Linked DNA regions of Homo sapiens: region 2 is linked to region 1. A link is a loop called in an ENCODE intact Hi-C map of the cell type or tissue named here. Cell type or tissue: OCI-LY7. All regions are shown on one strand. Each heading gives the region's core, and the rest is flanking DNA. Links, peaks and the distances in the headings are about the cores only.

Region 1 (5,392 bases), core at 204-5,203:
CAATAGATAAGGCAAGGTAGAGAGAAGAAAGTGGTGGTAAGAAAGTGGAGCAGTTGGAATGATCATACACTACTGGTGGAAGTGCAAATTGGTACAATCACTTTGGAAATATTTTTGGCATTATCTAACTAAAGCTGAATATATGCATACCATATGACCCAGCAATTCTATTCTTAGGTGAATTCTTATGAGAAATGGTATATACATTCACCAAAAGATATTCATCAGCAGAATATTCACAGCAGCACTATTTGCAACTTAAATTAGAAAGAAGGCAGATGTATAGCAAAATCAAATGAATAAATAAAATTGATATATGTTCATGAATAGAATCTATACAACAACGAGAATGAACAAGCTTCAAATATGCAGTGCAACATGAATGAATCTCACAAACAAAATGATGTGGAACAGAAGCCACACACAAGAAAGAAATTGTGTATCACTTATGTAAAGCTCGAAAACAAGCAAAAATGGCTGGGTGTGGTGGTTGGCCGGGTGTGGTTGTTGGAGGCCGAGGCAGGGGGATCTCCTGAGGTCAGTAGTTCAAGACCAGCCTGGCCAACATGGCGAAACCCTGTCTCTACTAAAAATACAAAAAATTAGCTAGGCATGGTGGTGAACACCTGCATTCCCAGCTACTCCAGAGACTGAGGCAGGCAGGAGAATTGCTTGAACCCAGGGAACAGAGGTTGCAGTGAGCCGAGATTGTGCCACTTCACTCCAGCTTGGGCGAAAGAGCGACACTCCATCTCAAAACAAAACAAAACAAAACAAAAAAAACACAAAAATAACCTATGGTGTAAGGAATCAAGATAGTGGGGTGATGTTTGGTGGTGGGAGTCATTTGGAAGGAACACAAGCGGGGCTTTGAAGTGTTAATAATGTTCTATTTCTTGATTTGGGTATTTCTTGATGTAAAAATTAACTTTGTGTTAACTTTATAAAAATAATCTTTTTTTCTTTGCATTTTTCCATATGTGTATTACATATTAATTACATCTTTAACAAAAAACATATTGGTGACTAGTTGGGTGCCTTGTTTAAAGGAACATACATTATTCAACATCAGCATATTATTGTCATGCTAAGAATGTGGACTCTGGTGTTGTACAATATCCTTGTTTTTAAAGGGAAGTTTATATAAATTTTTATGTAAATTCTTCTTGTTTTTGAATACTGCTAATTCAGATTAAAAGAGCCACAGCAATAATGTGAGTCAAAAAGAAAAAAAAAACAGCCATAAGTTTGCAATCATTGTTTTGAAATCCCTCTACCTGCTCTATAATGGAGATAACACACTACTTAGTATTGATTCTCACATTTAAATAAAGTAATGTATGTAGGAGTTTTATGAAAACAGCAACCAATAAATAAGGGTTATTAATATGGTATCATCATTTTTCTATTGTTGTTTGGAATCATGCTCTCTCCAAATTTATCTTAATTATTCTTAATTTTGATGTACATTTTTACTGGATCATTATTATACCGTCACTATAATAACATCACATTGAACTAATAAAGGGTAAACGTTTAATGCAAATTTGTGGGTTAAATAAATGTGGATCAGTTGATTAATAATACCCTATATTTTACACTTTCGAGTTTCAGTGTATTTGACATGTTATTCCAATAGCATATACCACAACATGGAACATTGTATTAGTGTTAAGATTCTGGAAATTGTGGAAAATATAGATGCTAACTATAAATGATTTAGATTGGCCATAAATGATTTGCAGACAGTTGGAGTTTAAAAAGTGTCTTATTAAAATATGTGCCAAATATGTTTCCTATTCCATTCTCAATAGATAAGAATAGGTTCACAATATCCCTTCTGCCATTTGTGAACTCCAGCCTTCTTCACATTTCTCTCAAGTAGTTTTGAGTATCACCTATGAGGTGGGAGGAGATAGTTTCACGTATGCTACCTTTGACTCATCCTCATGCCACCCCTCACCATCCTTGGTCTTTCTTTTTTACAGCTCTGATGGCATCTCTCATTCCAAAACTTGCTGAAGGTGCCAATACTACTCCCACTTGCCCCTGCTGCTGAAATCTGATATGCACAGCAAGGTAGCTGAGGTGCACTGTTGAGGACATTAATGTCTACATTAAGGACCATACATCTTTTGACAGAATTATCTACACCATATCCTGTTGTTGCAGAAGCTACCTGCAGCAGTGCTCTGATACCTTGTACCAAAACACTTCTAGATTTCGGTTGCATGTTTAATTGTAATCCTCTTACCAGTTACAGAAGCTAGATCTGAGATATTATGCAGAGAGGCAAAAACTGGCTGCAGAGAGAAGGAAAGATACAGGAGTACCAGAAACAGAGAGGGATGGAAAACCTCATAAGCTGCTAGGAGGAGAAACAATTTCAAATGGAGACGGAAGTCATACCTTAATGTGCTGATTTCAACCAGGCTACTTATGTAACTGATGCAAATGACCACGGAGGAGGGATCCTTGAGTTTTTTCGGGTACTGATATAGAAGAAGACACCTTACAGTGTCAAAGGAAGTTGATGGATTCACCTTGGCTGGTAAACAGCTCCAGAACCTGGCTGTGCTGTTATTGTCTTTGTGCATTATATGCCTTCATTCAGGGGAAATGGGCCCTTACACTAAGATAATGTTTTCCATATTTAAATATTGGCATATATGAACCTTAGAGATTCTGAAGTTTAAATCATTTGTTTTGGCAATTACAAAACTGAGACTTGCTAACTTGATTAGAAAGTCAAGCAATTTGTAGAACACCACTCAGCTAATTAATAGCAGTAAAAAGACTAGATCCTAGATCTTTGATTTTTAGTTCTACCATTCACTATATCACTACTAGTGAATTTTTCTGATGCTTTCTTGAGAGTATGGTCTTTATAGTATGTCAACAATTGTAAACTTGCAGCTAAAATAGCTGATCATATCCGTCTACAGGGAGGCACTACACATTTGCGTGAATACTTCCTCTTCTATTTGAAAAGTGTAGATTTACTTACATTCTTTTAAATATATCAGCACAGACTATCAGGCCGAGGATCACTGTCTTCCAACACAGTAAACATGGACCTGGTTCTTGTGCTCCAGAGAAACAAATGAAAGAGCAGGCCTCAAGGAATTTTGTTCATTGGGATCAGTGGGATCACAAGTATAGATCTAAAGAATGGAGTTCCTTCAGAGCTCACTTCAGGTGGCCAAGATGAAAATATGTACTTTCCTTCATAATATACTTAAGAAGATAAGGTCAGTTTTGTCATTGATCTGGTCCTATTCACCTTGTTTTTCTCTCTTAAATTATTTCTTTACCATTGTGGAGATAATCAACCGCATGGTGTCATCACTCATTTATCTCTAAGCATAACAGACATTTTCAACCCATTTCAGGTGTCCTCAAATTATTCATTTTTTATTTAAATGAAGAATTGTCCAGAGTTAGCATGTAAATATTAGCTAAGGGCAGGATGTGTGTGTGTCATGGAGGGGAGGACCTCTCCTGTTTAGGAGGAACTGCTGGCCCTAATATGCATGTCACATACATATGAACCTTGATCGGCTGTCATGCGGAAGGAATTACACTTCCGCTGGCCTCCCCTACCACAACCACAGGTGGAATCTAAGCTAGGCACTGAACTTGGCTCACACAGCTGTGAGCTTGCGCTGAGTCTCATCCTTTGCTGTGGAACTCCCTCTGCTGCTTCCTGCCCCAGCAAACTCCCCTCTACCCAGCCACTGGAAAGGAGTCCCACAGGAGGGGAGGGACAGTAGAGTAGAGCCCAGCTTCTCTGTCCAACACATAAAAGCTCTGAAAGGCAGTTATAAAAGGCTGAACTGGGAGCAGGTATTGTTAAAAAGGGAACCACTGACTTCCTGTGAGCACATGTTCCTGTCTCACTCTTGCTCTGCAGCACAGTAGAGGCTGTTTAGTTCATCACAAAGGAAGTGCATCAGCACTCCTGAAGATGCTACTCTAAGGGCACCTTTGAGTTGTGGGCCAGGAAGGCATTCCATAGTAAGACGAAGGAAAGGCCAAGTTCCTATTGTTAGCGTCACTATGCTTCTGGTTTTATAGTTTCCTAAGTTATTGCCACAGGTCATGGATCTGTGGCGCTCAAATGTTCGCTCACAAGGTTCACAGCACATTCTTTGCAGTTGCACCACCCAGCTAGGAGGGGCGAAACCAATGGAGCATTTTAGGCAGAGCTCATTTCCGCCCACATCAAAAGTAAGAGAGAAGTTTGTGGAGAGCTACATTTGAGCCCTCCATTAGCTGTTTTACATCTTGTAGGCCAAGGTGACACTTTCTACACTATGTGCTGGTGAGATACCACATGGACAAAATGTTGTAGAGGACCCAGCCTGAAAAATGCTCAGGCTTTAAGTCTGAGCAATCTCCACCACATCTCTACTCCACATCCCACCCCTCCTGGAATTTTAAGTCAGGAGACACATTGTGAGTGCATGGACAAAATAAAGAAAAGAAAGAGAGAGAGAAGAGGGAGGGAGGGGGAGAGAGAGAAAAAGTATATCAATTAAAAGTTTGCTGAAAGAGTCATGACATAAAGAAGATGAAAGAAAAAAACAAATTAGATTGTTACCAAGCTGTACATTCTTTGTTGAGGGAGAATAGAGATGAATTGGTAGCAGAGAGGAAGAAAAAGGAAGCATTTTAAGATGCAAAACAGGAGAAATCAGACTTAAGCAAGAATGGAGAAATAACTACATTTATCCACATCAGCTGTATCTTACCAGTTTGACTACTCTAAATGCTTGGGGATAATCTGGGAGTTTTTCACTGCTCCCCTCCTGCTGACAGTCCCAAACATATTGATGAGGCATTTTTAATAGCTTTCACCTCTGGCTCCTACTACAGCTTCATGTCTTTTTCCTTGGTTCTTATCCTCATCGTGGTGTCATGATTATTGTCCTCTCAGTCAAGCCCATCCTGTGCTACTGACTGAATGATTTTTATTAAAAATAAATTTTCCCCTATGCCTCTCCTGCTTACAATGCCTTATGATCCTTGATTGCTCACAGATTGAAATCCAAATCTTTGAGGATCCCATTCAAGATCTTTCAGTGCCTGAGTATAGCTCGTCTCTCCAAATTCTTCTTCTGCATATTATGTGCCTGCTAAAGAAAGTACTTACAGTTGTTCAAATGAGATGTTTCTTTTGGAAACCTCCCTGCATTCCTACCTGCTAACCCCCTATTTGGAAGTTAATTGTTGTCTTCCCCCACTCAGCTCACAGGTGTCCCCTGTGCACCTTCTACTGCCCACTCAAGCATAGTTGATCACTTCCTCCTTTAGGTCTCAATGCCATGACAATTTAATCACACTCCATTTTCATTATTTTTTATAAGTCTGTTTCACTACTTGGTACTGA
Region 2 (5,392 bases), core at 266-5,265, 470 kb after region 1:
TTGACTGTGGGAAACACAGAAAGATTAGTGTATGAGAAGCTGAGAGATGAGGCTGGGAAAGCTGTAACTTGAAACTGTGGGAATTAAGTCAAGAGGAAAAAGTTGGTTGATTTGTGTGAAGAAGGAAAGAAGAATTAATGGAAAAACATTGCTGACTACACAAAAATGCTTGGTTTGAAATGGAGGAGTCAATAGCAGTGGACTGAGTACAATGCAGCAGGAAATGGTGAGGCAAAACCAGTAACAGGATCTAAAAATGTCCAACACTTTTACCAGGGCCCTGCAAAGTGTTCGAAGGGAGTCTTTTGTGGATTATCTCATTTGGTCCTCAGAAGCAAATATCACAAGGGCATAAAAATGATCAATAACCCCAATTCATTCATTAAGACATTGCTCCTATTCTCAAGGAACTTATAACAGATCAAGGTGAGAAAATATAAAGAATAGGGATGAAAAATGGCAAGCAGTGGGTGAATGACAATAAGTGTTTTATATGTTCACAACTGGGGCCTGCTACTGGCATCTAAAGTAAAGAGGCCAGTGATACTGTTAAACATCCTACAAAGTGTAGGACATCCCCTTACAACAAAGAATTCACCAGCCCAAACAAAATGTCAATAGTGCTACAGTTAAAATGCCCTTGGACAGTGCATATAGAAACCTATTATAAAAATAGGTGTATTTCTTACATAAGCATTAGGTATTAGCACAAACTTCAGCTGGTACTCCACTTTGGTGATATTGAGGTAACTGTTGCTTTGTTTCAGTACCTAGAAATCAATCTTTTTTAAAAAAGTCTTGTTCCAATAGGAACTAATCATTGACTAATATAACAAAATCCAAAATGTGGACCACTCTACTGAACTATTGAACCAGCTTCTTAAAAATTCATCGCAAAGAACACACACACACACATACACGCACGAGAGAGAGAGGAAAAACTGTAGTTTTTAGAAGAGACTGAAGAGACCTATCAACCAATTACAATGTATAAACATTTTCTTTTTAAGAGCTGGGATCTCACTCTGTCAACAACCCAGGCTGGGGTGCAGTGATGTAATCGTACCTCACTGCAGCCTCAAAATCCTGGGCTCCAGAGATCCTCCTGCCTCAGCTCCTGGAGTAGCAGGGAACACAGGCGCATGCCACCATGACCGGCCAATTTTTTTTTTTTAAGAGATGGGGTCTCTCACTATGTTGCTCAGGTTCATAAACATTTTTTAATTCTAATTTAGATGAACAAGTCCTTAAAAATGTAATTTGGATGAACACCTCCTTAAAAATGTATGGGACAATCAGAAATTGAACAATAAGTGGGCATTTGGTGATATTAAGTGAATGTTAGTTTTTAGGTGTGATAATATAATATTTCAGAATGTTAGAAAAAAGACCTTATCTTTCAGAAAGATATACTGAAATACTAATGGATAAATAATATAATCTTTGGAATTGCGGAAAGAAGTGAGTGCTAGTATATGAAAAGTGTCCATGAACTGATAATTATTGAAGCTGTGTGATGGATAGTATGGGATAATTATACTATTCTCTTTAGTTTTCTATATGTGCTTCATATACTCACTAAGAAACAGTTTTACCCATATATACGCCAACCTAATTTATCACAAAAGTAACACTGCTGTGCAGTGGGCAACGTGTAGTTTTTCCAATAAAGGTGCTGCATCAATGGATTACTTATTTGAGAAAAATAAGTATCTTAATTTCTGCTCACCCAAGTCACAAAAATCAATTAAAAATGACTGTGGTCTATGTGGTTAAGGTAAAACAATAATGGCTTTAGATGAAAACATGGGCAATCATCTTCATGATTTTAGAGTAGTCCAAGATTTCAGAAACAGAACACAAATAGTTTTAAACTAAAGCAAAAAGATAAATCAATAGCTCTGTTCATCAAATGATAACATTAAATAAATAAAGAAGGAGTATATCTACAAAAAATTTACCCCCCACACAAAAAATCATATCTAGACTCTGTAAAGAACACCTGCAAACTAATAAGGAAAGGATAGAAAATCGAATAGTAAAATGCACAAAATACTTAAACAATTCACATAAAATACATTAAAATGGTCAATAAATATAGAAAAAGTTACTCATATTTATTACTCATTGACAAAATGCAAGTTAAAAAACCACAATGTGATACCTCTACTTCCTCACTGGAATTGTTAACATGAGAAGACAGACAATACCAGGTGTTGGTGAGGATCTGTAGCAACTGCAAGTTTCATATACTGTTGGTGTGAGACATAGTTTAGTATAGTTTAGTACAACCTCATAGAAAGCTCTTTGGCAGTGTCCTCTAAAGCTAAATGTATGCATACCTTACAGCCTAGCAATTCAAATTCTAAGGATATACCCAATAGAAATGCATACACATGTTTACCAAAACTCCTGTACTGGTATGTTCATAATTCTAGTGAAATACCATATGTCAGTAAGAAGGAACTGATTACAACTGTGTGCAAAAACAGTTCTAAATTTGCCAAGCAAGACGTTGAACAGGAAGTCACACACAACTAAATAGATACAGTATCATTTTGTTTTAATGAAATCAATTAAAATTAATAAAATTAGTCAATGATAAATTTTATTTTGATAAAGGTGAGAGATATGCAACATCTCTGGTTTTAGAAGTGGGTGTCAACTGTGGGGTGGAGAATAGTAACTGGAGTTGGCATAAGTGGGGTTTTCCGACATACTGGCCACATCCTCTTTCTTGGTTTAGGTGATGTTATACACGTGTTTGGTTTCAAAACATTCATTGAAGGGAGCCTCTAAGAAATATGTAAGTTTGTGCAAATATCTTATACCTCCATATTAAATTGCCAAAAAATACTACTAATTCAACTATGTTAAAATCTAGAGCTTGCTTTGAAAGAATTACACCCTAAAAGAAGTACTTGGTCACACAGTTCTCAACAATGTTTCTTATGAGACTTCTGACAATGTGATGTGATGATAGAATAAATGTATTCTTAAAAATAGAAGAACTAAATCATGATAAAAAAATCAAATATTGCCACAAACTGATGACGGATATTGGTTTTGATAAAATATCAAAGAAACTGGAATGAGAATTATTATTGTATTTTCATGATTTTAAAGTAATATTTCAAAATGAATGAATCAATCAAGATGTGCAAAGATGTAATTTGATTAAACTATGTAATATCCTATGTAATTTGAAATATTAAAACTTAGAATAATTTTTCTTAACAAGTCCCTCCAAAAAAAAAAAGCAGAAAAGAAAAAATTGTAATTGAAGTGGCATTTTCCATTAATGTCATCGTTTACAAACTCTGAATTACCCTTTTGTGGGGAGGTAATGCTCTGATATTTATCAATTGGTTCTCAGTGATATTTTTAACATCAGCAGTGTGCTATCATGGTGGGAAAACAAAGAAGTACATATTGAAAAGATATAAAAAATAATTTGTAGAAACAGACCAACTCTCATGAAGCCTGCAGTGACAGGTGTTATTTGATTAACATAAGGAAAAAGATCAAAATACACTGAGCACTTATCATGTTCAAGAGTTAGTTCTTAACTCCCTATATTTGTTCTCTTTTAATCTGTAAAATAATCCAGTGAGGCTGATAACATTGCCCCATTTTACACATGATACATTGCCCCATTTTACACATGATAAAGTTCAATAAGTAGTCCAAGTTTGGGAAGATACTAAATGACTGGATATTAAATCCAGGCCTGGATCATGCAAGAGAGTATGATGAGTGTGGAACAGAATAACCAAGGGTATATTCATAACTATTGACTCTGGTTGGACTCTGAAGCCAGATGATTCCAGAGATGAGTTCCAAACAGAAGTAGGAGTTATTGAGAGGTGAAGCCAGCTGGACTTCCTGGGTCAAGTGGGGACTTGGAGAACTTTTCTGTAGCTAGAGGTTTGTAAAATGCATCCATCAGTGCTCTGTAAAAACGCACTAATCAGCACTCTGTAGCTAGCTAGAGGTTTGTAAAATGCACCAATTAGTTCTCTGTAAAAATGTACCCATTGGCGCTCTGTAGCTAGCTAGAGGTTTGTAAAATGGACCAGTCAACACCCTCTAAAATGGACCAATCAGCACCCTGTAAAATGGACCAATCAGTGCTCTGTAAAATGGACCAATCAGCACTCTGTAAAATGGACCAATCAGCAGGACATGCATGGGGACAAATAAGGGAATAAAAGCTGGCCACCCCAGCCAGCAGTGGCAACCTGCTCGGGTGCCCTTCCACACTGTGGAAGTTTTGTTCTTTTGCTCTTCACAATAAATCTTGCTGCTGCTCACTCTTTGGGTCTGCACCACCTTTAAGAGCTGCAACACTCATCACGAAGATATAGCCCTCCACTCCATTTTGAAGCATATCATCTTTATAGGACAGGGGTAAAGTCCCAATACTAACAGGAGAAAATGCTTAGGACTCTAACAGGTTTTTGAGAATGTGTCGGTAAGGGCCAGTAAATCCAACATTTCTCAGTCCTCTTTGTGGTCTAAGAGGAAAGGCAAGGGTGCAGGTTTTCGACAATGCATCAGTAAGGGCCACCAAATCTGACCTTTCTTGGTCCTCATTGTGGTCTAGGAGGAAAACAAGTGTTTCTGCTGCTGCGTCGGTGAGTGCAACTATTCCGATCAGCAGGGTCCAGGGACCATTGTGGGTTCTTGAGCAGGGGAGGGGGGTGCAAAACAAACCAAAACCATGGGCAGTATTTTTCTTTCAGATGGGAAACACTCAGGCATCAACAGGCTCACCCTTGAAATGCATCCTAAGCCGCTGGGACCAATTTGACCCGCAAACCCTGAAAAAGAGGCAGCTCATTTTTTTCTGCACTACGGCCTAGCCCCAATATTCTCTCTCTGATGGGAAAAACCACCACCTGAGGGAAGTATAAATTACAGTACTATCCTGCAGCTTGACCTTTTCTGTAAGAGAGAAGGCAAATGGAGTGAAATACATTATGTCCAAGCTTTCTTTTCATTGAAGAAGAATTCATAACTATGCAAAGCTTGCAATTTACATTCCATAGGAGGATCTCTCAGCTTACCTCCATATCCTAGCCTTCCTATAGCTCCCCTTCCTATTAATGATAAGCCTGCACTAATGTCCCCCACCCAGAAGGAAACAAGCAAAGAAACCTCCAAGGGATGGCAAAAACCCCCAGGCTATTGGTTATGTCCCCTTCAAGCTGTTGGGGGATGGGGATTTGGCCCAACCCAGGTACATGAACCCTTCTCCTTCTCTGACTTAAAGCAGATTAAAGTAGACCTGGGGAAGTTTTCAGATGATCCTGATAGGTAAATAGATGTCCCACAGGGTCTAGGACAAACCTTTGACCTCACTTGGAGAGATGTCATGCTATAGTTAGAT

The links. Peaks named below come from ENCODE experiments on the same cell type or tissue, not always from the same donor. Only the 100,000 strongest peaks of a DNase experiment are listed, where the experiment ranks them.
Region 2: a loop joins it to region 1, with 3 times the contacts of the local background. A loop is called at or near these places in 2 of 110 quality-filtered maps.

The regions. Positions count from the first base shown.
Region 1 is chr1:198,617,483-198,622,874 of GRCh38, forward strand. No RefSeq gene overlaps it. Among named protein-coding and RNA genes, the nearest start is that of PTPRC, 19 kb to the right of the region's middle. In OCI-LY7, for the core only: CTCF peaks have their summits at 2,225 and 2,440; DNase peaks (open chromatin) are centred at 2,169, 2,449, 3,589, 4,219 and 2 weaker places; H3K4me3 peaks cover 3,681 bases; H3K27ac peaks cover 4,414 bases.
Region 2 is chr1:199,087,254-199,092,645 of GRCh38, forward strand. No RefSeq gene overlaps it. Among named protein-coding and RNA genes, the nearest start is that of LINC02789, 59 kb to the right of the region's middle. RefSeq lists an enhancer at 2,339-2,388. In OCI-LY7, for the core only: no CTCF peak of the experiment used is centred there; DNase peaks (open chromatin) are centred at 2,228, 2,478 and 2,738; H3K4me3 peaks cover 1,061 bases; H3K27ac peaks cover 1,969 bases.